2 separate regions of the Homo sapiens genome follow, and region 2 is linked to region 1. A link is a loop called in an ENCODE intact Hi-C map of the cell type or tissue named here. Cell type or tissue: heart right ventricle. All regions are shown on one strand. Links, peaks and the distances in the headings refer to the core of each region. The heading gives the core; the rest is flanking DNA.

Region 1 (12,030 bases), core at 1,589-9,588:
TGCTGGATCGTATTGTGGTGCTATGTTTAACCTTTTGAGGAACTACCAAACTGTCTTCCACAACAGCTGCAAAATTTTACATTCCTACCAGCAATGCGTAAGGGTTCCAGTTTCTCTACATCCTTGCCCACACTTGTTATTCACCCTCATTCTCACCTATTTTGCTAAGAGCCATCCTAGTGGCTGTGAGGTGATATTTCACTGATATGCACTTCCCTAATGACTAATGTTGTTGAACGTCTTTTCATGTGCTTATTGGCCATGTGTATATTTTCAGAGAAATGTCTATTCTAGTCTATTCCATTTTTGAATTAAATTTTGTTTTTGTTGTTGAGTTGTAGGAGTTAAATGCATGCATTTATATTGTTTTCTTTTTGGTTTCCAAGTCATACTAACAAATTGTACTGTTAAGTTGAAAATAAAATGTGAAGATTTAGCTCACGTACTCTTGATATTTCTTGATAGTGTTGAATACGGTGTTTATATAGTTAATAGTTGCTTTAAAAATGCCATATAAGTCTCAGCCTTCATATTTCTAGGATTGAGAAGACAAGTGGTCATGCCACTGATACTCACACCTGGTACTTAAAAAATGCCATTCCCAAAGTGTTGGGATTACAGGCATGAGCCATTGAACATGGCAGAATTTTTCAATAGAAGTTATGCTTTTCGGTAAAAGTTGCTTTGCCGGAGAATAACACAGTGGTTTGGGCTATCCTGCTTCATGGCTGCAGCTGCTCCTCAGCTACCATTGAGCTCCCACCTCCCTGCTCTTAACAGAGGAAGACATAGGGAAAGAAAAGTAGATAAAACCTAAATAAGCTGCTTTCCCAGTTTGCTGTTGGCTGGGATGATATCTTATTACCTGCTGCACACCTTCATTTGTCAGTCTCCTTTGATTTGAGGAGGACATTTTAGTGGGCATGTGGTGTCTCCCTGTTATGGGCTAAATTGTGTTCTCCCTAAACTCATATGTGATCATATTTGGAGACAGGGTCTTTACAGAGGTAATCAGATTAAAATGAGGTCATTAAGGTGTTCCTTGTTCCAGTATGACTGGTGTCCATATCAGAAGAGGAGATGAGGACACAGACACACATAGAGGGAAGACCACATGAAGACAGAGGGAGAAGATGACCTCTACAAGCCAAGGAGAGGGGCCTCAGGCCAGCACAAGAGCACAGGGCAGGCACCTCTTCCTGCTCACTGGGGAGAGCCTGAAGTCTCCAGTGTGGTCACCTCTGATGAGCTGTGTGCTTGGAAGGAGGGCAGGGGCAAGAAGGCCCAGAACAAGGAGTGAGTGCCACTGTGTCCTCAGGGACCTGGCTTCTGCTGGGCCCAGCTGGGCAGCTCTACTCTGTCACCATCTCAGCTTCCCGTGGCTTGGCTGCTTCCTGTGCATGAAGACACCATCCCCACTAACCTGCCCCAAGGCAGGGCCTGTGTGTCGGTCGGAATATCTCTGTCTGTGGATGCCAGGGAAATGAATGAAGGTGCTGATACTCTGCACTCAGGCACTTCCAGTAACATTACTGCATCTAAAGCTGTTTGTTTCACTTTCAGAAGGTGAATTCCACGAGGGCCCTCTGTCGTCTGCCCTACCCCCTGCACATAGTTCCATGCCTGGCATTTCAGAAGTGTTTGTTAATACTGAGTGTAGGATAGGAAAAGGTTTGTAGTATGGATAATATAAATAATTGGTCTAATGAGACTGATGCTGAATTCTGCTGTGCTACCTACTGTCCCATCCCTCCGCAGGGCCTGTCTTGAGATGCACCTTGTTTGCCCACGGGGGAAACGTGCTTTGGAAAGTGCTGGACACCATGGCTGTGCAGGCCCAAGAAGGTGATGTATTTAGTGTGCTTCAAGAAAACTAACATTTTCAGAGGGAGCAAGTTACTTATTATTGGTTACCCTTAATATATACCATCTAGATTAAGCATATTTATTTCCAAATTGTTCGCTAAGGTACAGGTCCTTGCCTTAGTCAGTCTGAGCTGCTGTAACAAATTACCATAGACTGAGTTGTTCATTAACAACAAAGTATTTCTCATGGTTCTGGAGGCTGGAAGTCTGAGGTCAGGGTGCCAGCATGGTTGGGCTTCGGTGAGGGCTCTCGTCTTGGTTTACAGACAGCTAGACAGCTGTCTGTATCCTCACATGGCAGAGAGAGACAAAGGTTGCAAGCACTCTGCTGTCTCTTCTTATAAGGGCACTAATTCCATCGCAAGGGCTCCACCCTCATGACTAATCATTTCCCAAAGGCGCTGCCTCCTAAAATCACATTGGGTGTTAGGATTTCAACATATGAATTTGAGGGGGACTCAAACCTTCAGACCATAACAGTTCATGGCTAAGATTATAAATGACCAAAGCCCAGTGTCACCAATAATCCAGCTCTAGAAAGTGTAGTAATGGAAACGACTTCATCCCCATGAGATGGAAACAGTTAGAAGGATGAATGACTCAAGCCTTGACAAGGATATGGAGAGACAGGGTGTTGCTAATGGGAGTGCAACTGGTACAGTTATTCTGGAAAACCATCCGTTTCTTTGTGAACTCAAGTGTGCATCTGTCTTCTGACCCAACAGTCCCACTCTTGAAGTTGCGCAATGTGTAGCTTTTACAACTATAAGCGGTGGCCCTGATTCAAGACCACAGAATGAGCCACTGGAACATCTGGGATGAGGACCTCCTGCTTGCCAGGTAGTTGAAAGACCTATGTTCGTCATAGCAACAGGGCCTGGAAAAGAGAAGAAATACAGCCTTTGTATTTCTGGGATTGAGAAGGAAAGCAGTCATGCCACTGAGAATCTCTGGGTCTGGAAAGGGGGTTGGTCATTGTGGATTCCATGAAGGCTCTGCCGGAAGAATCTGGAAGGACTGAGTCTTCAGAGCCTCAGCCCTGGGAGGCGGAGTGACAGGGACCTATACCGATTGAGGACAGAGAGGAAAAGGTCCCTGCTGAGCATTTCTCTTTTGAAAGACCCTCTGGCTGCAGCCTGGATGAGCAATGCTGACAGGTGATTCGCAGTACTGGCTGGCAGTGTAAACCAAGTTAGCAAAATAGAAGCAGCAGCCTGGGAGAAAACAGGGCTTGGAAGAAGACTGTGGTGGAGACTTCCAGGACTCCTAGATGATCCAGGAGGACAAGAAAGTGCAAGTTTGGGATCCTGGAATTCCTGCCAATCTGCAGGTGGAGGCTTAAGCCAGTACTGATTTAATCTGAAACCTAACGTGAATGAAACAGCTTGCACAGCGCAGCAAGCGGCAGGAGCAGTGTCTCCATGCCAAGCTCACCAACATGTCCATTTCCTTACTGGGTGGTGACTGTCTCAAAAGGAGGATCCACGTTTGGTTTTACTTTGTATCACCATGACTTGGCACAGGATCTGGTACATAGTAGTTCTCAGTAGACGCTAGCTGAGGGGCAAATAAGGAATGGTACAACGTGTGTGGACACAGGTTAACCTTATGGAGGTCAGAAGAAGGCAGAGGGGAGCAAATGGAGTCCCAGACATCAAAGGAACGTCCCCAAAGCCCTCCCCACCCACCTCTCTCTTTCTCTCTAACAGTAGGGTTTACAAAGAGCAGCTTATTCCGGGTGATTTGCTCAAGAATCTGGCAAGGGTAGGGTCTCTGCTTCCAAATACTTCTGAAGAAGCAAAACTCGGAGAGGGATATTGATTGACAGGTGATAATTATTCTATGATATACCCACCATGCTTACTTTGTGACACACCTTGGAAGAGAATCCATCCCAAATTGCACTCTTAGCTCAGATTTCATCCTGACCTTTTCTCATCCATCCACATCCAGTAAAGTTCTGGTTAGAAACCCAAATAACGACTGGAATGGAAAAACAAATTACCCACATTCCAAGAGCTGGCGTGCATAGTAGGAACTTAATTCATTTCTTGACTGATTGATTTCCCTAGAATATGTATATTTTCTTGTAATACTTTGTACCTAGTAGTCCATAAAGAAAAAAGGGGCACTTCGTTTCTAACATTTGAGGGAGAAGGCTATTGAAACTGTAACTGCTGATAAGATTTTTTTTTTTATTTAATTTCCACAAATCTTGACCTTTGCTAACAGAATTTAGTTTTGGCCTCTCTATGGTATTTGACAGATTCCAACTGAAATGAAAACTTCAGCTGCAGTAAGTTTTAGTCCTTGGAATGGAGAATTGTGAAATGCTTTAGTCAGATTTAAGGATCGATTTATCAGTTTTATAATAAACAAATGCAGATCTGCTCTTTCTAGACAGGCTCTGTTGAGTTTAGTGGCTGGGGGTATTGATATGGAACCCTGAGTAGACCAAGGTGTAAAAGGTTATAAACAATCTTTTCAACTCCTTATCCTATTCTTGGGGTGAGGTGCACTTCAGTGTTTTCCTACTACATTAATATATGTCTATGGATATAAAAACAATCATAGATTAGATGTGAGATAGGCTTTAGAACACAGATTTATAGTTTTATCGCACTATGTAGGGTAGGTATTTCCACAGCTAAGTTATATCTGGTTTACTTCTGTGTCCAAACACATGGGAGAATTGCACATGCTCCTCCTGCCCTGCCTGGTAGTTAGTCATGGCTGTGTGACTTGCTTCAGTCACTGAAATGTGGTTTCTGCCTTTCTAGACATTTCCTTATCTGTCATGGCTATCGTGGAAGCAGGTATCAGATGGTCAATCTGGGTTCCCGAGTGACTAGGATGAGCAGAGCTGATCCTCTACATTGAGCCTATGGATCATTAGTAAGGAATAAGCTGAGCCATTCAGGTTGTCTATGACTGCAGCATAACCTAGCTAGTCCTGACTAACACAGTAAACTCCATATTCATGCACATAAAATGAACATGCAAATAGGTGGGAAATAAATAATAGGAATAATGGACAGAGTAATGCAGTCATCAAACTGTATCTTTTCCTTCCTGGATACCAAGATAGGCAACATTGTTCAGCTTCTCTTGCAGGTAGGAGAAATGTGAAAAGAAGTGAGTGGCCATTTCTAGGCCTGGCCCATAGAACATCTCCCATACAATTCCCTGCATATTCTCTAAGCTTTTCTGCCATTCAGATGCAGAGAATCCGGGAAGGCCTCTGATGCTCTCGGAATAGTAGTGCCAGGAAATGGAAGGAACATGGGTCCCTGAAGGATCGCATGGAAGAAAGTCCTCACATTCCCCTGTGACCCATGTTGGGCTCTGATTGAGTGATTAAAACAACAACAACCTTTAAATCACTGATATTTGGGGGTTGTTTCAGAAATTAGCAATAGTTGGATACTTCCTTAAAATAAAAGATACCTATTTTAGTCTCAAGCATCATGCATAATGGGGAAATACAAAGTATTCCATCAAAGTTAGAAGCAGGGGCTGGGTGTGGTGGCTCATGCCTGTAATCCCAGCACTTTGGGAGGCCATGGTGGGTGGATCACCTGAGGTCAGGACTTCGAGACCAGCCTGGCCAACATGGTGAAACCCTGTCTCTACTAAAAATGCAAAAATTAGCCGAGCATGGTGGCAGGCGCCTGTAATCTCAGCTACTTGGGAGGCTGAGGCAGGAGAATTGCTTGAACCCAGGAGGCAGAGGTTGCAATGAGCTGAAATCATGCCACTGCACTCCAGCCTGGGTGAGAGTGAGACACCATCTCAAACAAAACAAAACAAAAACAAAAACAAAACAAAAACAAAAAACAAAACCCAAAACATTACAATAATATTTAGCATTGTTTTGGTGGTACTAGCCACTGCAATCAGATGACAGAGAGGTCATGGATTTTAGCTATCTCAGACAGACTGTGGGATACACTGGCCCTAATACCTCCAAAGATTCATTATATGATAAAAGGGAAATGAAATCAAGGAAGAATAGATGGGTCATATAATAAATAATGCTGGGACAATAGGACAAACATCTGAATAAAATTGGATTCAGTCTTAAATATTAGCACCATGTAAACTGTAGATCGACCAAAGCTTTGAGTGTAAACAAACAAAAAACCTAGAAAGAAACCATGAAAACACTTTAAGAGAGCATAGAAGAACTTTAAAAAGATTGGAATAGGAAACATCTCTCTAATTATGTTACAAAACTCAGAATTCATAAAATAAAAATTATTAAATTCAAATATATAAAAACCATTCTGAGAGTTCAAAAGTTAACGGATGAAGTATGAAAAATATTTAGAAATTGTTTCACAAAGGGCTAATTTCCCTAATATTTAAATTATTCCTTATAAACCAGTAGAAAAGCTTTAACAACATAACAGAAAAATGGGAAAAGACTATGAATAGACGGGACCCAGAAAAGCACATACAAATAAGTGGCTATTTTACTACACCTTTACTTTGGAAAACTTCAAACCTGTACTAAAATAGAATAGGGCAGTGAACCTCCCTGCCTGCACCCATCACTCAGCGTCAACATTGATCAACTCATGGGCAATCTTGTTTTATCTATTACCACTCCCCCCTGCCCCCCGCTCCCTGACAGCTCCCTCAGAAATACCATTTCCACCTACCAGATTGACAAAGATTTAAAAAATTGACAGACTTTGTTAAAGAAAAAGTTAAAAAAACAGGAAGTCTCATACATTGCTAGAAGGAATGTAAATTAATTACAATCCCTATAGAGAGCAATTTGTTCTTACCCATCAAAACTCTAAACACTTCTATCCAGAAATTCTGCTTCAATGATTTTATTATGCAGCTGTACTTGCACGTGTGCAAACAGCACATCCACAGTTATTAATTATAATAGCCAATTATTGGAAATACCTAAAATGTGAAAACTTTGCAGCTCTGAACAAAAATAAGGAAACTATATTGATATGGAGTGTTCTCCAAGGTGTATTGGGGTGAAATGCAAGGTGCAGAACAGTGCAGCAATGTAAGTTCCCATTTGTATAAAAAAAGAAAGAAAAGGCCGGTAGCAACAAGTGCCGGAGGGCCACTTTAGAAGAAACTAGGTAGCTAGGGGTAAGGAGAGAAGGAGAGAAATTCAATTTTTTTTGACATACACTTTTAAATTGTGTATCATCTCCAACTACTAACTATTCAAACATAAAATTAAGTTAAAAATTATAAAACAAAGTCTGATAACCACCACACTGTATTGGCAAAGCCCAATACTTGTGTCCTGCTAGCTGATGAATATAACATACTGATGACGACCTCTCCTCTTTGGAAAATTTTTTTAAAAAGCAACTCATTCGAAAAATAATAATCTGTTGAATTAAAAAGAAATTAGGCTAGGTGCAGTGGTTTATGCCTGTAATCCCAGCACTTTTGGAGGCCGAGGCGGGAGGATCACTTGAGCCCAGGAGTTTGAGACCAGCTTAGCAATATGGTGAGAGCTTGTCTCTATGAAAAAAATTTAAAAAATTAGCCAGGCTTGGTGGTGTATACCTGTATTCCCAGGTACTTGGGAGGCTAAGGTGAGAGGATTGCTTGAGCCTGGGAGGCAGGAGGCAGAGGTTGCTGTGAGCCAAGATCGTGCCAGTGCACTCCACCCTGGGTGACAGAGCAAGACTCCATCAGGAAAGAAAGAAAGAGAGAGAGAGAGAAGGAAGGAAGGGAGAGAGAGAGAAAGGGAGAAAGTGGAAGAGAAGAGAGAAAGGAAGGAAGGGAAGAAAGAGGAAGGAAGGAAGGAAAGAAGGAAGGGAAGAGGAAGGAGGGAAGGAAAAGGAATGGAATTAGTGGCCCAGATCTTGGTTTGTAATTGTAAAGGACAGTTATTCTATGAAGAGTATATACTTAAACTAAGAAAAACATTTTTTAAAAAGAGAAAAGTATTGGCTCCTGCTTTGAGAAATAACTATCCTGTGGAATGTGCTGTGTGCCAGCACTCATGCCCACACATACACATGGCACACATGCATGACGAACACACACACACACACATGCACACATCCCACACACTCCTGTATTGGTAACTTGGCTCTTTTCCCAAGTAGAATGAGACAGCACACACATTTAGAAATTGTTTTACAAACAAAGAACTAAGTTCCCTAATATTTAAATTATTCCTATGAACACACACTCTGGCTTACAATATGCAGTTCTGAGTGCCTCTGCTGAGTCTTGGCGCTTGAGTGGAGGCTCTGTTTGATCAAACACCATGTGTTCTGAACTGCATTTTATTTTACAGCTTTCCAAAGAGCTGTCCAAAATGCCCCCTGCCCCCTGCTTTTCCACAGAGGAACCCCAGCCATCTCAGTGTGTGTCTCCCTCACCCAGCTGACCTGGCCGAAGGCTGTTCTAGGTGCCAAGAGGACCCTTCTCTCATCGTGGGGAGCACTCGGGGATGGTTGCGTTTCCTGCCTCATCCCATTACTGAGGCTTGCTACTCATCTCCCTCCGGGGCACTCTCTTACCCGAGTTGAGATACCTCTGCAACTGAGGGGTTGACTCCATGTCATTTAAAATGGACTTTCCAGCTACATTTGTAAAATGTCATGATGCTCATAAGAAATAATAAATCTATGCAATTTAGTTGAGAAAAATTTCAACTCAACTCAGAGCCCTGAATGGAAACTGACTCGCTGTAATCAATGCATCAGCACTGCTTATCTCAGTGCTAACTAATCAACAAATTTTACTGACCAATAAATACCATGAGCCAGGCTTTGTTCCAGGTGCTTAAGGATGCTGGGATAAATAAGAAAGGCAAGGTGCATGTCCTCCTGAAGCTGATAATTGAGGGATGCAAACTTTGTATTTAGTGTTCAGCATGTTAATCAAGTCTTGCTGTGCTGTGCTGCTGGGACCCTCTTGGAACCTGGTGCTCGTGCCTCCAGCTGCCACAGTGTTGGTAGCTGACAGTCCTCAGCGAAGCCCCTCTTTGGGTACTGCCTTTAGTGGAAGAGAATGGCTTAGGTCCAAGGTCTCATCCTCCTCGAGAGGCACCTGAATCCAATGGCCAGCTGTTCGTAATGGTATGATGCAAAGATGCAGTCCCCACTCATGGCCGGGACTGATTTTTTTCTTAGCCTTGTTCTACAAGTGACCTAATTTCTTTGTTAAGAGAGCAGAAAATAATGACCTTGGTCATTTCTAAGAAAACAGAATACATAGTGACTTTGGTCATTTCTTAGTCTTGCTCTTTCTTCTGTAAGGATCTACTATTTCCTTGAAATCTGTGTCCTAATTATAAACATATGTTTGTAGAATAACCTTTTAAAACTTGGTGTCTCTTTTTCCAACCATATTTGATACTTAATCCAAGTCAGTATTTCAAAGGAGGTCTTCCAAACTAGAACTTTTTCTTGCTTTTAGAACCATCAAAATAAAAGTTGGCCGGGTGCGGTGGCTCACACCTGTAATCCCAGCACTTTGGGAGGCCAAAGTGGGCAGATCACTTGAGCTCAGGAGTTTGAGAACAGCCTGACCAACACAGTGAAACCCCGTCTCTACTAAAAATACAAAAAATTAGCTTGGAGTTGTGCTGTATGCCTGAGAATTGCTTGAACCCAGGAGGCGGACGTTGCAGTGAGGTGAGATTACACCACTGCATGCCAGCCTGGAGTGAGACTCCAGAGTGAGACTCTGTCTCAAAAATAAATAAAATAAAATAAAGCAAATGTTTAATTAATTTAAAATAAATGCTTAAAAACCCAGCATACACAAGGTCCGCATGAGACTCACTGGTGGAATTTGAGTTTAGCGTACCCCACTTAAAAATATTTCTAGGAGACGATTAAAGGATGTCATTCCTCTTTGTCTGTCACAGGTTTCTATATGCTGCAAGTGACAGACAAGTCTACTGGAACTGACTTTAAGGGAAAGCAGTTGTTCTCAACTTGGGCCTATTTGGCATCCTCGCTCCCCCTCCCCAGGGAACATGTGGCAACGTTTGGAGCATTTTTGGTTGTCCCAACTGAGGAGGGGGCGCTACTGGCATCCAGTGGCTAGAGGCAGACGTGCTGCTCAACATCCAGCAGTGCACAGGACAGCTGCTGTGACGAAGAGTGGCCCAGTCCAAATGTCAGAAGAAAGAATGGCCCAGTCCAAATGTCAGTAGAGCTGAGGTCGAGAGGCCTGATGTGATGGCAGTGGCAGCTCAGCATCCCTTTCCGAGGAGAAAGGAATTCCCTCCCGGTAGCTTCTCCAAAGGAAGAGCACGTTTCTGGTTTCCCAGAAGGCCCAGCAAATAGCCGCCCAGCCTCACTGCCTCAGGAGGGTCTTGCTCACTGAAGCCACGCCACAGGGTGATACATGATTTAACTCAGCCATGGCCTGACGCTGGAGCTGGGGAGCGGGAGGAGGGGGCCCCTAGAAAAAAACCGAGGTAGGCTCTCACCAAAAGAAAAGTGAGTGTATGGGTACTAGCAGGAAGAGAAAGAGAGAGGTTTCCTCTCCTGACTGCAAAGCAGGGCTTCCGTGGGACTATGCAACAAAATGTCTTTTGCGTGTTTTCTTTGCACAGTCAAGGAAATACTGCAGAACCAAGTGAAAGCCATGTTGTGCCATTGGGATCCGATTGCTCCAGTGCCACCAGACTATGGGCCCCCTGATGGGCAGCCTGAGCTTTCAAGGGGTATCTGGGGCCCAGAGTAACCCTGAGTATCCAGAGTAATCCATTGGAACTAGGATGGATGCAGGAGTGCCACGCTTCCCAAAGAATCCCTCTGTAGAACCTCAAGTCCTGCATGTGTGTGAGCCCATGTGTGTCTGTGTGTGTTGGGGTGGTGATGGAGGGAAGTGCTTTGGTTTCACCTAAAACCCCCAAACCTTTAGGATAACAATTAGCAATCTGCTCTTTCCCTTTTCTATCCAACCCACCCCCATTAGGAATTACTGTACACAGTGAGAAATGATAGTAATAACTAATATCATTGCGTGCTTACTACGTGCCCGACACCTTAAATGCAAATGGCCACAAGGCCCCTGTGGCAAACATATTTTTATTCCCTTAGAAGGTGAGACAACTGAAACCGAAAGTGGTTATCTGAGACTAGTGCGTGGCTCAAGGGAATGGCGTGGAGGCAGAGAAGACATGGTGAATTGTTGCTCTAAATCAGATTAGATCACTGTGGCTCACAAACATGGTCCTGCTCTAATGAAGCTCTGTCTGGATGTGTCCTGCTTCAGTTAAGGATGTAGAAGGGGACATGTGGCCTGCCACTCTCAGACTGGGGCTCCAAGAGCCAGCACCAGCACGTGATCTGCCTGCCCCCTCTGCCTCCTCCACAACGACTACCAGCATGGTGATATTCCAGAGAAAGCTGCGCCATCAGTCAACCTGCATCCCAGGGGCCTCAGGGGCAGAGCAAGAGCAGACCTGAAATGGATAAGAACTGTGGGCAAGTGAAGAGTCTTTGGTAGAGGAAACTGCTGAGATCTTGCAGCTGTTTGCCATCCTAGAAGAGTGTAGTTATGCTGATAGATTCAGGGGACCTTGGGACTTTTGGCCTTAAAGATTTGGGTCCCTAGAGTTCGCAGCTGAGAGGAGTGCATGGCAGAGTCTCCTTTGGTGCGCTGTTGTGCTAGCCATGGGACCCGTGTGCAGAGGATTTACAATGAAGCAGTGGTCGGGTGGGTCCCACCTTCCCACACCCCTGGGTTGCTGGGATTGGGGGAGTGGTGAGCATTGGAAGGAGGTACTCAGAGGGGAGAGGGCTTCAGCCTATAATCTGATATCTAGGTAGACATTTGCCCTATTGTGAAATAAATGAAGTAAGGATTTCTAGGATCTTTTATATGAAATAAAATTAGGCCCAGATGGTTTCACTGGTCAAATTTTCTAAATGTTTAGGAGAGAAACAATAACAATGCTATACAAAGTTTTCCAGATGATAGAAAAAAGGGAACACTTTCTATTATGAGGCATCTACCCTGAATATCAAAATCTGACAAGGAAAAGACAGGAGAATCACAAGATGCTTAATTCCCTAATAAGATATTAGCAAACCAAATCAACTGGTGTATAAAAAGGATAGAACATCATGTTCAGATGTGGTTTATTCTAGGGATTCAGAGTGGTTTAACTTTTGAGAGTCGATGTAATTCTTTAGATTACTA
Region 2 (12,030 bases), core at 1,617-9,616, 280 kb after region 1:
CTGTGTGTGTGTATATGTCTGTGTGCATGTGTGTGTGTTTGTGTGTTTGTGTGTGGGGGGTTGTGTGTTTGTCATGTCAGGCAGGACCAATGTCGCTTGTATACGCGAGGGCAGATTCTTGAAGGTCACGCTTCTTCCTGGTGCACAGCTTTCTGCGTTTCTGCTTCAGCTGTGTGGCTGGTTGGCATTTGTTGATCTTGCATGTCCTGTTTGGGTTTGTTTAGGCCTCGGCAAAGTGGGGAGCTGCCTCGGTCCAGCAGGGGTCCAGATCACCTCCTCATTTAGAGGGACCATGTCTCTAGAGAGATGACATGCCAAAAACGGAAACCTCACAGGAGCTTTTTGTCCACCTGCAAGCGAGGTGCAGACACGTTTGAGATGGTGGATGGACTTTTTTTTTTCTCTTTTCTCTCTTTCCAAAATCTGGACACACCATGGCCCAGTGATGGAGAAGAAGTCGAGGACCTGTCAAGGATCTTCTTTCTTAGGAGTGGCGGAGGGCTGACCAGTCTCAATAAAGCACAGGGGGAGCCCCTGTGACCCAGCGTCTGGGTGGCAGCCTGTGGACAATCTGCAGCTCATCTGGATCACGCAGCTCAGCTGAACTCACAGCCCGAGGTCCAGCACTGCCCAGGGGCTGGCAGCCGTCCTGCTTGGGTGGGGCTCTGCAGGATGGGCAACCACACGACGGTCTCCCTGGGAGCCTGGGAAAAGGGAGGATTCACAGATTACAAGGGGACAAGACCCTGTTGGACAAAAATGACCAAGTGGGAAGCTGCCTAGCTCTGACCAGGTCTGGGAACACACTGGGATTGGAAGTCATCTAAATATAGCCTGTTTATAGACTGCGATCTGACTTTCTCAGGCACTGTTTGTATGAGAGCTGGTAACTATAGCACAATTTTTCTAAACTGGTCATTTTCAACACTGACTTTTTATTTGCATTTGAAATGATTTTATTATTGGCACCAGAGAACTAGAACCTCGGACTATTGCTGTGGCTGAAAGCTACGCACAGCTTTCCATGAAATCTTAATTTATCAGCCTGTTTGGGTGTTTGAACATTTAAAGCAAGCAAGATAAAAGAATCTGAAGGGATTGCTTCTTTTCACATCTTGTCATTCATCCGGCTTTGTTTTTAACTGCTCAGTTCAGTTCACTGAAAGTCTGTATTAATGCTTCACCCATCCACAGAGGTGTAAATATGAATGACAGTGGGAGGAAGATAATCCCATAGTCTTGGGACAGTGGGGCATCCAAATACCTGCACGACAAAGGAGTAAAGAGACTTAGTAGGAAATCCAAGTTACCCTTTTCCCCCTCACTGCAGGCATTCCCCAGGTTTCAGGAATCAACGCCTGCATTTGCTTTCATCCTTTCTCTTAGCCAGTGGTCCCCTCAACCACGGCTATCTCTGAGAATCCCCTGGGCAGATTTTCAAAGTTCCATGCCCAGCCATGCCCAGGGTGCACCCCAGACTGGTCATCAGGTCCCAACCCTTGGGGTGGGTGTGCAAAAGCTCCCTAGTGGATTCTCAAGTTGTACTGGGTGGAGACAGCCGCCTAGCAGGCCATAGTACACGGAGCTCCAGGGTAAATGTAACCATGCAGATAGGGAACAAAAGCAACGAACATTTTAAAAGAAAATAATGGAGCAAAGATTCTTTGACTTTGGGCAGTGACTAGTGGATTTCTGAGAGAGTCGTGATATTTTAGGCAGTTCTAAAGTAAAAGCACAGAATATAACCACAAAGACCTGAAAGCCAAAACCGAGAGGAGAGTCTTCTGAAGCCTTTCCGGCCATCTGGTTTCCTCCTCAACACTCAGTGCCCATGAACTTTCCTCCTCCATCCTCGTTAAGTACTGCTCTCCATGTATGAATGTAGTTAATTCACCCCAAAGAGTAAATCACCACTGAGAACCAAAGTGATATGTTTTCTGGAATGTTCACACATGACCCCTCCTCTCCACACTCATCAATACACATGCACACACCACACACACGCACAAACACACAGATGTAGACCCACGTCCCCACACATGCTTGCACTCATACACACAAGGGTGCACGCACGCATCCACATGTACACCATGCACACATGCATGCACACACACAGACAGGCACACACACACACACACACGCACGCACAAACATGACTAGGACAGCAGGCTGCTCTCCTAATCACCGTGGTATAAATCGCCTCTTTTCTTCAAGTCTCAGAAGGTTAGTTTCCTTTTTGCCTTTTTAAAACCATCTGCTCTTCCCCCTAAATTAGCTATATCCCAGGGCTCATCTCCTATAACTTCTCCTAAAAACAAGTCTATAAGACTTTTTCATTTCAGAGAACTTAAAAAAAAAAAAACAAGGAAATAGACAAGGTGGTAGGAATGACAAGTGTGGGAGAGAACAGAGAGTCAAAAAAGATGGAAATTTCTTTTCCCGTGGTTCCCACACTCCTAATTGCCTTTTCTAGGAGATTAGAAATATTCACCTACCTCTGGCTCCAGTGTGTTTCCTAGTGGCTGGCTGGGAAGCCCAGCAGCTTCAGGTCTTTCATTTCATTCCTGCAGGTAGAACTCACTCCTCACCCCACCCCATTCTCTTCCATTCACTCGTCCCTACATCCTGCAGGATGCGTGTGTCACAAAGGTTCCCTTTTTAGCATCTCTGTTTGCAATGTTAGGCATTTACTCGCACTGGGCTTACAGTTTCTAGTTAAAGGATCAACTCTACCAGGGCAGAAAGCATTTTGGCCATCAACCAAGAGGGGAGGGAGGATTGAGTGACCTGGACCTTTTCCGTGTGCTCCCAGGATAAGGGAGGACAAATGGAAAGCTTCCTTCCTATAAATGCTACATGGGCCAAGATAGTGGAGGGGAATACTTCACAGCAAAGTAACTCTCAACACTTACTAATTAAGCACGTGGCAGTGCCATTTATTAAGTCTGGTAGGAATGGTTAGAGGCTCCACAGCTTAAAAGAAAAAAAGTAGTAATATTGAATAGTTCTATTTATGTCAAACTATGACAACATATTAATGTCAAAATGTGCAGCCAGTCTGTCACCATTTGAGGTTACTAATATGTCTGCAAGGCCCTTTAAGAACAGTTGTTCCCAGCAGTGGAGAACATGTGGCCCAGTCTAGGAAGCTTCAGCCCCAGTTCTGCCAAAAGGAATGCAAGGCAATTGTGCAGCCACTCTGTGCCTCAGATCTTATCTGCAAATTGAGGGGAATAACATCGGCCTTAGGGTCGGTGCATCCCTTAAGAATATTTCAGGGCTGGGCATGGTGGCTCATATCTGTAATCTCAGCACTTTGGGAGGCTGAGGCCAGCGGATGGCTTGAGCCCAGGAGTTCAAGACCAGCCTGGGCAACATGAAATGGCCTCGTCTCTACAAAAAATACACAAATTAGTCAGGTGTGGTGGTGCATGCCTCTAGACCCAGCTGCTAGGGAGGCTGAGGTGAGCGGATTGCTTGATCCCAAGTCAAGGCTGCAGGGAGCCAGGATCATGCCACAGCACTCCATCCTGGGTGACAGAGCAAGACTTGTCTCAAAAAAATAAAAAAAAGAATATTTCAGGATATTGCTTAACAACAATGTTAGCTGAACAGTAAGTGCATGAAAAGGTACTCAACATTAAGCCACACTGAGATAGCGCTATACCCCTACTAGAATGGCTAAAGTTAAAAAATTGAGTATATCATGTGTTAATGAGGAGGAGGGGCAACAGGAACTCTTCTATACTCATGGCAAATTGGCACAACCACTTTGGAAAACTGTGTGGCCATATGTACTTAACCATGACCCAGAAATTCACATCTGGGTATTTACCCAAGAGAAATGACTGCTAAGTTTATGCAAAGACTCAAATGCGAACGTTCATGGCAGCATGATTCAAATAAGCAAGAACTGGAAAGAACCCAGGGGCCCATCAGCTGCTAAATAAATAAAGTCTGGGATATCTATACAATGAAACTACTGAGCAATAGAAAGGAACACAGCATTAACACAAGCCACAGATGAATGGAGCTCAAAACCATTCTGCTCAGTGAAGGAGTCAAACACACAGCATTACATATCACTTGATTCCATTTATATGAAAGTCTAGAAAAGGCAAAGCTATAGTGGCATAAAGGTCCTTAACAGTTGCCAGGGGCTGGGGCCAGGAGAGGGGATCGGCTACACAGGGACTCAAGGAAATTTCTAGGGTGATGAAAATGTTCCAGATCTTGATTGTGGTGATGGCTGCTCTATAAAATAACCAAAACTCACCATACCGGGCACTACAGTGTGTGTTAACTGTACCGTGTGTGTATTTCAAATGCCTGAATTTTATTATATGTAAATAATGCCTCAATAAAGCCAGAAAAACATTTAAATGAATTGTCCCTCACGCAACATCCATTTTAATACTATCATTATGGTATTATCTTTGGGCAGACCGTATTTGCTGACTTCCACTCATGGCTGGTGTTACCTACTTCTGGGGCACTTGGTTGAGTTTAAGGATCACGTTGGCATGGCTCTACCACTTCTGTGCTTTCTAAGGGGGTGGCTGTGTCTTCCACTGGCCAGGGGAGCAACAGTAGTGTGACAGCCTTCTGTTTCCAGCAGAAGAACCAGCAGCTGCAGGACTGAAGCTGCCCTTTGGGTCAGTGCTCAAGGAAGAGAGGCTGGTGGTAGAGAGGTGTTAGACACCCCTTACTGTTCTCAGAGAGCTCTGGCCACTGACTTGGATGGCTGGAGCCTCACAGACAGACATGGTGGAAGCCGAGTGAAAGGGGAGGTCCTGAATCAGAGATTCCCGAAGCAGATCTCAAGTCCAATGGGACACATGCAGGGAGGAAAACCACTCAGAGGAAGCAACATTCATCCTCCCATTGCATTAAAAATAAATACAAGACCACCATTCATTCAAATAACTGGGCCCATTGTGTATTCAAATAACCACTGACTGACCTTCTCTTCCACTTCATCGAGTGGTGGAGAATTAGCAGAAGCGACCTGGCCAACTGGTCATTTTGTTCACATGTACATAGGCCCAACCTCAAGGACATTGGGGTGGTATCTGTTTTGAGTTATTTTGAAAGCAAAGCCTGAAACACACGTGTGAATGCAGGTAGCTTCCATGGAAAGTAATCGCAGGAAGCAGTGGGAAACAGAAGACCAAAAGGGAAGAAAGTCAACATGGACTATGTTATCGGGCTGGCTACTGCAGTGGGCAACGCGGCTCAGCTCTGCTGGAGGGTTTCTGAGGAACTGGAAAGAATACGCCTCATAGTTCTCTCTCCCAAGGGCAGAAAGCTAGGTAGTTCCCACTGACTTCCGGCTCCCCTTGGTTGAGGGTCCCCATTCCAGGGCTGTGTGTGCCCGGACAAAGCTACTATCTGAGGCTTAGGAGAAAGTCCTGGGGCTGAAGAGAGACCCCTGACGCACACATGTGGGGGGCACGGAAACCAGGTTGGTGAAGTGGTGTGGCACCAGCTGCAGCACCAAGGTCCAAAGGAGGGTGGCTGGGGGTGACAACCTTTCTGCTAAAAGAGATGCAAACCCAACATCTCTGGAAAGGGAGGGGTGGAATGGACAGTTCATTCTGGGAGATGCTTTGGGTGCCCCTCAGCACTGCTCGGAGGAAGGGGGGTGAGCTTTCAGCCATGCCTAGGTTGCCATTGGCCTCTGATTCTCTTGGACCTTGGTGGTGTAGGTCTCCTCAACCCTGGAAGAAACAGAGATATGAGATTGTTGCCACGTGCCTGTCATCCTGAGACTCGGACCACGCCATTGCACAAACACACATGTGGAGGTTTAATGGTTTAACTTTAATCATATCCAGTTCCCGCCAGGCAAGCTGGGGGCACACTTCCTGCCCTTCTGCCTTGCACCTGCAATGAAGGCCCTGGATCTAAGTGGAAGACAAGGTGTATTTGAGACAATCTGATACTTCAGCCTTATTCCTGGGGTAGGTGTGCACGGTATGCATGTGTGTAATAAGAGCTCCTGGGGTGACCAAACACTTGCCAAATGGCCTGGGGACACTCTGCTTTTTGAATTTTTCTTTGGAGACAGGCAAGAATCAGCAGGTTTCTGCCATTTTTGAAATATCAGCTGACAGTGCCCTGCCTGCTCTATAAAGGTCATTCCAGCTGGAGGTTTGAGTAAATGTCTCTAACTCTCTGAAAAGCTCACATCCTGGAACAAAACTCTTGCCTTCCCAAAGGAGGAGAACAAAACCCCCCAGCCAGCTCACAGAGGGCAAATCAGAGGCAAGAGGAGGGATCTCAGATAAGCTCTTAATAACGAAAACCTTTTATTAACAATGGTGTTTCCCTGTCTCACAAATTCCCAGGACCTGGCTGAGCACGTTGGGTAACTGTGAGGCCAGCCTATCCCCAGAGTGTATTTGACACTCAATAAAAAACCTGCACTAATTTAAACAGCTCCAGAATAGCTGACAATATGGACAACATTTCAGACTGGAAGGAAAAGTAAAAAAGGAATGAAACACTTTCATTTTTGAATGAACAGATTGATTTTCAAACATAAATGATAGATAAAGTCAAGCTCACAGACACGTCTACAATGAGTAATTATCTGGTAGACATTGACCTAGCCTGGGAAAAAGCTGGGATATTATGTTAGCTCAAATGTGCTTCCTTGCCTTCCACTTGGAATGGTGGCCTTTCATGACAGGTGCAAGGCAGTGGCAGGTTGTGAGTGTGTGTGTGTGTGTTTAAACAATTTTCCATCTTTAAGCCAACTTTACTGGATTCCAGTATTTTACCTATGAACTCATGATTATTTAGCTTAACCTTTATTTACATTTTCTCTGAGAGTGAAACACTGTGTGTGTGCATGTGTGTGTGTGTCTGTATAGTGGGTGGGTGTATGTGTGTGTGTAGTGGATGGGTGGGCATAGGTGTGAGTGGATGTGTGTGTGGTGGGTGGGTGTATGTGTTCATGTGTGTGTGTAGTGGGTGGGTGAGTGTAGATGCACGTGGGTGTGTGTGTAGTGGATGGGTGGGCATAGGTGTGAGTGGATGTGCATGTGTAGTGGGAGGGTGGGCGTAGGTGTGTGTGGGTGTGTGTGTAGTGGGTGGGTGGGTGTACATGTGCACATGTGTGTGTAGTGGGTGGGTGAGTGTAGGTGCACGTGGGTGTGTGTTTAGTGGATGGGTGGGCTTAGATGTGAGTGTGTGTGTGTAGTGGATGGGTGGGCTTAGATGTGAGTGTGTGTAGTGTGTGGGTGTGTATAGGTGTGCATGGGTGTAGGTGTATGTGAGTTTACAGAGAATAGAAAATAATAGCAGGGAGCATAGACATAAGGAGATTGTCTGATGCCATAAGCGCCACTTTGGTGCTGGCTGCTTTTGTGACCACAGCTACCATTGCTGCAGTGACATGGGTCAGAGGAGCAACTTTCCAGTAACCTCTAAGCAGAGGCATTTTTCACAATAGAGAGATTTTCAAAATTTCTCAAATGATCTCTTTCACACGGTCTTTCCTGTGCCCCACAGTTTCGATGGCATTCTCACCAGGTCAGCGCCCACAGGCTGCAGGTATGCCTGTGAACAGACATTGGAGGAGAGAAATGGAATGGCTTTTGGGTTAGAAAGTTCTTAGGGTAAATCTCAACTTGGCTGCTTTCTCACTGAATAAACTTAGCTGTAACACTTAGCTGTAAAAGACTGTTTCCTTATCTAGAAAGTTGGTATTACAGCAGGACATACCATTTTGCAAAGTTTGTTATAAAGTTTAAATTAAATAGTGAGGGTGAACCTCTCAGCACACTGTCAGACACAAAGTGTCTGTTCAATTAATGATGATAACTATGAACCCATGGTATACCAGATGATTTTTTACAAACATAAGCACCAGTGCTTGAAACTATCCTTGATTTGTTTGTCTTGGGGGCCAGCCTGCCTCTTTGGGCAGCACATTAGGACTTTATTTTAATACGGTACATGACAGCATGAAACTCAGCAACAGTACTCTGCCATGGATTGTTTCCAAAGGAGCATGGCCATGAAGGAGTTAATGCAGTTTTGCTTCCAAGGAGATGCCCTGGAGTGGATCCCATAGGCACTGCTATTGGGAGAGTGCTGGTATTTTGTTTTATATTGTAAGCTGGGTCGCTCCCCAACTGTAGCACAGACTACTTTGGGGTTAATGCTATAACAGGATTTGAGGAAATTATTAATGTTAAATGACTATATGAGAAAAGAAAAAATAGTTCAAATCAGTAATCTAAGCTTCCTCCTTAAGAAACTAGAAAAAATACAGCAAACTGAACCTAAAGAAAGAAAACAATAAAGAACATAATTCAATGAAATAGAAAATTAATACATAAAACCAATGATGCAAAATCTACTTCTTTGAGAAGATCAGTAAAATGATTAAACTTCAAGTCAGATTAATCAGGAAAGAAGAGGTAAGTCACAAATTAGAAGTGAGAGAGGTGGCATCATCATAGATTCTACAGATGTGAAAAGGATCATAGAAAATATTATGAACAACTTTATGTCAATAAACCTAGGTAAAAATCAGTTAAGTTCCTTAAAGGACAGTAACTACCAGATTCACTCAAATATAAATGGATAACCAGAATAATTCTGTATCTATTAAAAAAATTAAATTAAATTTGTAGTTTAAAAACCTTCCCACAAAGAAAACTCTAGACAAGATGGCTTCACTAAATAATATCAATTCTACATACACTCTTCCAGAAAACTGAAGAGAGGAAATGCTGCCTAATTTTTTCTGTCAGGTCAGCACTGCCCTGAAGCCAAAAGACAACAAAACTATGGTATAATATCTTTCACAAACATAGATATGAAAATTCTTAATGTAATTTTACCAAGTTGATTCTGAGAACACATAAAAGGAGATAAACCATGACCAAGTTGAGTTTATTCCCGGGATGCAAGATTGGTTTAATATTTAAAAATCAATAGATGTAATTCACCATATTAACAATCTAAAAAAGAAAAGCCATATGATCATCTAAATAGATTTTTAAAAGTACTTGACAAAATCCATTGCACAGCACTGATGAAAACTCTCAGAAAACCAGGAATAGAAGGAAACTTCTGTAGCCTGATAAAGACCATCTATAAGAAACTTTCAGCCAACATTATGTGTAATATTGAAGGAGTGAAAGCTTTTCTGTAAGATCAGGAAAGAGATGAGGTTATTTGCTCTCACTACTTCTATTCAACATTGTACTAGAGGCTCTGGCCACCATAATAAGAGAAGAAAAGAAATAAAAGGCATTCAGATTGGAAAAAAGTAAAATTGTTCTTATTCATAAGTGACATGATTTCTATGCAGAAAATTTAATAAAATATACAAAAATGTGAGAATTATTGGGCTCAGCAACATTGCAAGATATAACATTGCAAGACATAACATTGCAAGATCAACATACAAAATCAAGTATTTCTTAAATAGCAAAAAAAAAATCAGAAACTAAAGTTTTAAAGATACATTTACTGTAGCACTAACAAATATGAAATACTTAGTGATAAAATCTGACAGCAAGAATGAAAGATTAGCACACCGAAAACTGTAAAACACTGGTGAGAGAACTTAAAGAAGATCTAATTAAATGTATAAATACACTGTGTTCATCTGTCAGATGACTCAGTATTTTCAAGGTCTCAGTTCTCCCCAAGTTAATTTGTAGGCTTAATGCAATCTCAATTAAACTCTAAGCAGATGTTCTTTGTAAAAACTAACAGACTGGTTCAAAAATTTATATGGAAATGTTAAGAACCTGAAATAGCTAAAACAATTTGAAAAAGAACAACGTTATAGGACAAACAATATATGATTTCAAGATTTCTTATAAAATTCCAGTAATCAAGACAGAGCAGTCCTAGCATCTAGGCAGACAAGTAGATTTATGGAGCAGAATAGAGAGTCCAGACCACACATATGGTCTTTTCTAACTGGTTTTAGAGAGAGGCATAAAGTTAGCACAAAGCAGAAAAGATTTTCTCTCTGGAAATACTGTTGGAACAATGGATAGCCATAGGTAAAAAAAAAAAAAAGTAAATAAGTAAATGACTTCTATCTATATTTTTCACCATGTGCAAAATTTAACTCAAAATGTGTTATAAACCTAAATATAAAGTTTAAAATAATGAAACAGCAAAAACCATAGGATAAAATCTTTAGGATTTGGGGTTAGGCAGACTTCTTAGCTATGGCACTGAAAGCACAAGTCATAAAGGAACAAGTTGATAAATTTGACTTTAAAATTAACTTTTGCCAGCTGGTTGCAGTGGCTAACTCACGTAAACCTAGCACTTTGGGAGGCAGAGGTGGGTGGATCACTTGAGGTCAGGAGTTCAAGACCAGCCTGGACAGCATGGTTGAAACTTCATCTCTACTAAAAATACAAAAATTAGCCGGGTATGGTGGCGGGCACCTGTAATCCCAGCTACTCGGGAGGCTGAGGCATGAGAATCGCTTGAACCCAGGAGGCAGAGGCTGCAGTGAGCCGAGATCACACCACTGCACTCCAGCCTGGGTGACAAAGCAAGATTCCATCTCTAAATAAATAAATAAATAATAAATAATAAAATTAAATTAAGTTTTCCTACTTAAAAGATACTATTAAGAAAATTAAAAGAAAGCCACAGATTGATATAAAATATTCACACATTGTATATCTTATGAAGGATCTATAGCCAAAATATTAAGAACTCTCAGAACTCAATAATAAGAGAGGAAACCACTCAATAAAAGAGGACAAAAAATCTTATCAGGCACTTTATCAGAGAAGATAGGCAGGTGGAACTTAAGCAAATGGAAAGATACTCAAATTAAACAGTCATTAGGAAACGCAAAATAAAATAATGATTTACCACTACAAATCTATTAGAATGGCTAAAATTTAGAAGGCTGACCATAAGAAGTGTTGGCAAAGATGTGGAGAAACTGGTGACAATGCCAAATGGCACAATTAGTGTGGAAAACAGTTTGTCAGTTTCTTAAGAAGTTAAATATTCCTTTATTGTATGATTCAGCCATTTTACTTGTAGGTGTTTATCCAAGAAAAATGAGGGCATGTGTCTATACAAATACTTGCCCATGAATGTTCACAGCAGCTTTATTTCTAATAGCCGAAATTTGGAAACAATCCAAATGTCCATCAACAGGTGAATGCATTAAAAAGGTGGTATTTCCATGCTATGTATTAGTACTCAGCGATACAAATAAACTATTGACACCACATGGATGAATCTCAAAATAATTATCTTACATGAAAAGAGCCAGACAGAAAATGAATACATATATATGATTCTATTTATATGAAATTGTAGAAAATACACACTAATTCATAGTGACAGAAAACACTTCAGGATTTGTATTGGAATGTGGACATGGATGTGATTTAGAAGGGGGCAGTAAAGAAGCCTTACAAAGAGGCCTGAGGAAAGTTTGAAGCGTAGTGGCTATGTGTGTTATCTTGATGTGATCATTTTGTGGATATATACATGTTTCAAAACTTCTCAAATTGTATACTTTATGTGCAGTTTACTGTACGTTAATCATATCTCAATAAAACTCTTAAAATCATGAGTATATTGGTTATCTTCTTTATGAATTGCCTATATGCATATTTTCAAAGCACAATGTGTATAGATTTTTATAAATCTTTTTTTTTTCTATTTTGTTTATTCTGCTTATTTTTAAAAGTAAAATTTTGGCCGGGGACAGTGGCTCATGTCTGTAATCCCAGTGCTTTGGGAGGCCGAGGCAGGTGGATCACAAGGTCAGGAGATCGAGACCAGCCTGGCCGATATGGTGAAACCCCAACTCTACTAAAAATACAAAAAAAATTAGCCAGGCGTGGTGGTGCATGCCTGTAATCCCAGCTACTTGGGAGGCTGAGGCAGGAGAATTGCTTGAACCCAGGAGGCGGAGGTTGCAGGGAGCAGAGATTGTGCCACTGTACTCCAGCCTGGGTGACAGTGAGACTCCATCTGAAAAAAAAAAAAAGTAAAATTTTATGTCTGTTG

The links. A loop is a pair of places that touch in the nucleus more often than their neighbours do. Peaks named below come from ENCODE experiments on the same cell type or tissue, not always from the same donor. Only the 100,000 strongest peaks of a DNase experiment are listed, where the experiment ranks them.
Region 2: it touches region 1 in a loop (2.2-fold over the local background); 42 of 110 quality-filtered maps call a loop at or near these places.

The regions. Positions count from the first base shown.
Region 1 is chr6:2,358,786-2,370,815 of GRCh38, forward strand. All of the region lies in intron 4 of GMDS-DT (GMDS divergent transcript), which reads left to right. Among named protein-coding and RNA genes, the nearest start is that of GMDS-DT, 120 kb to the left of the region's middle. In heart right ventricle, for the core only: no CTCF peak of the experiment used is centred there; no DNase peak of the experiment used is centred there.
Region 2 is chr6:2,639,464-2,651,493 of GRCh38, forward strand. It overlaps LINC02521 (long intergenic non-protein coding RNA 2521), which reads left to right. Exons shown (of 3, transcript NR_149119.1): 3 at 225-1,096. Among named protein-coding and RNA genes, the nearest start is that of LINC01600, 11 kb to the left of the region's middle. RefSeq lists an enhancer at 1-469. In heart right ventricle, for the core only: no CTCF peak of the experiment used is centred there; no DNase peak of the experiment used is centred there; H3K27me3 peaks cover 1,709 bases.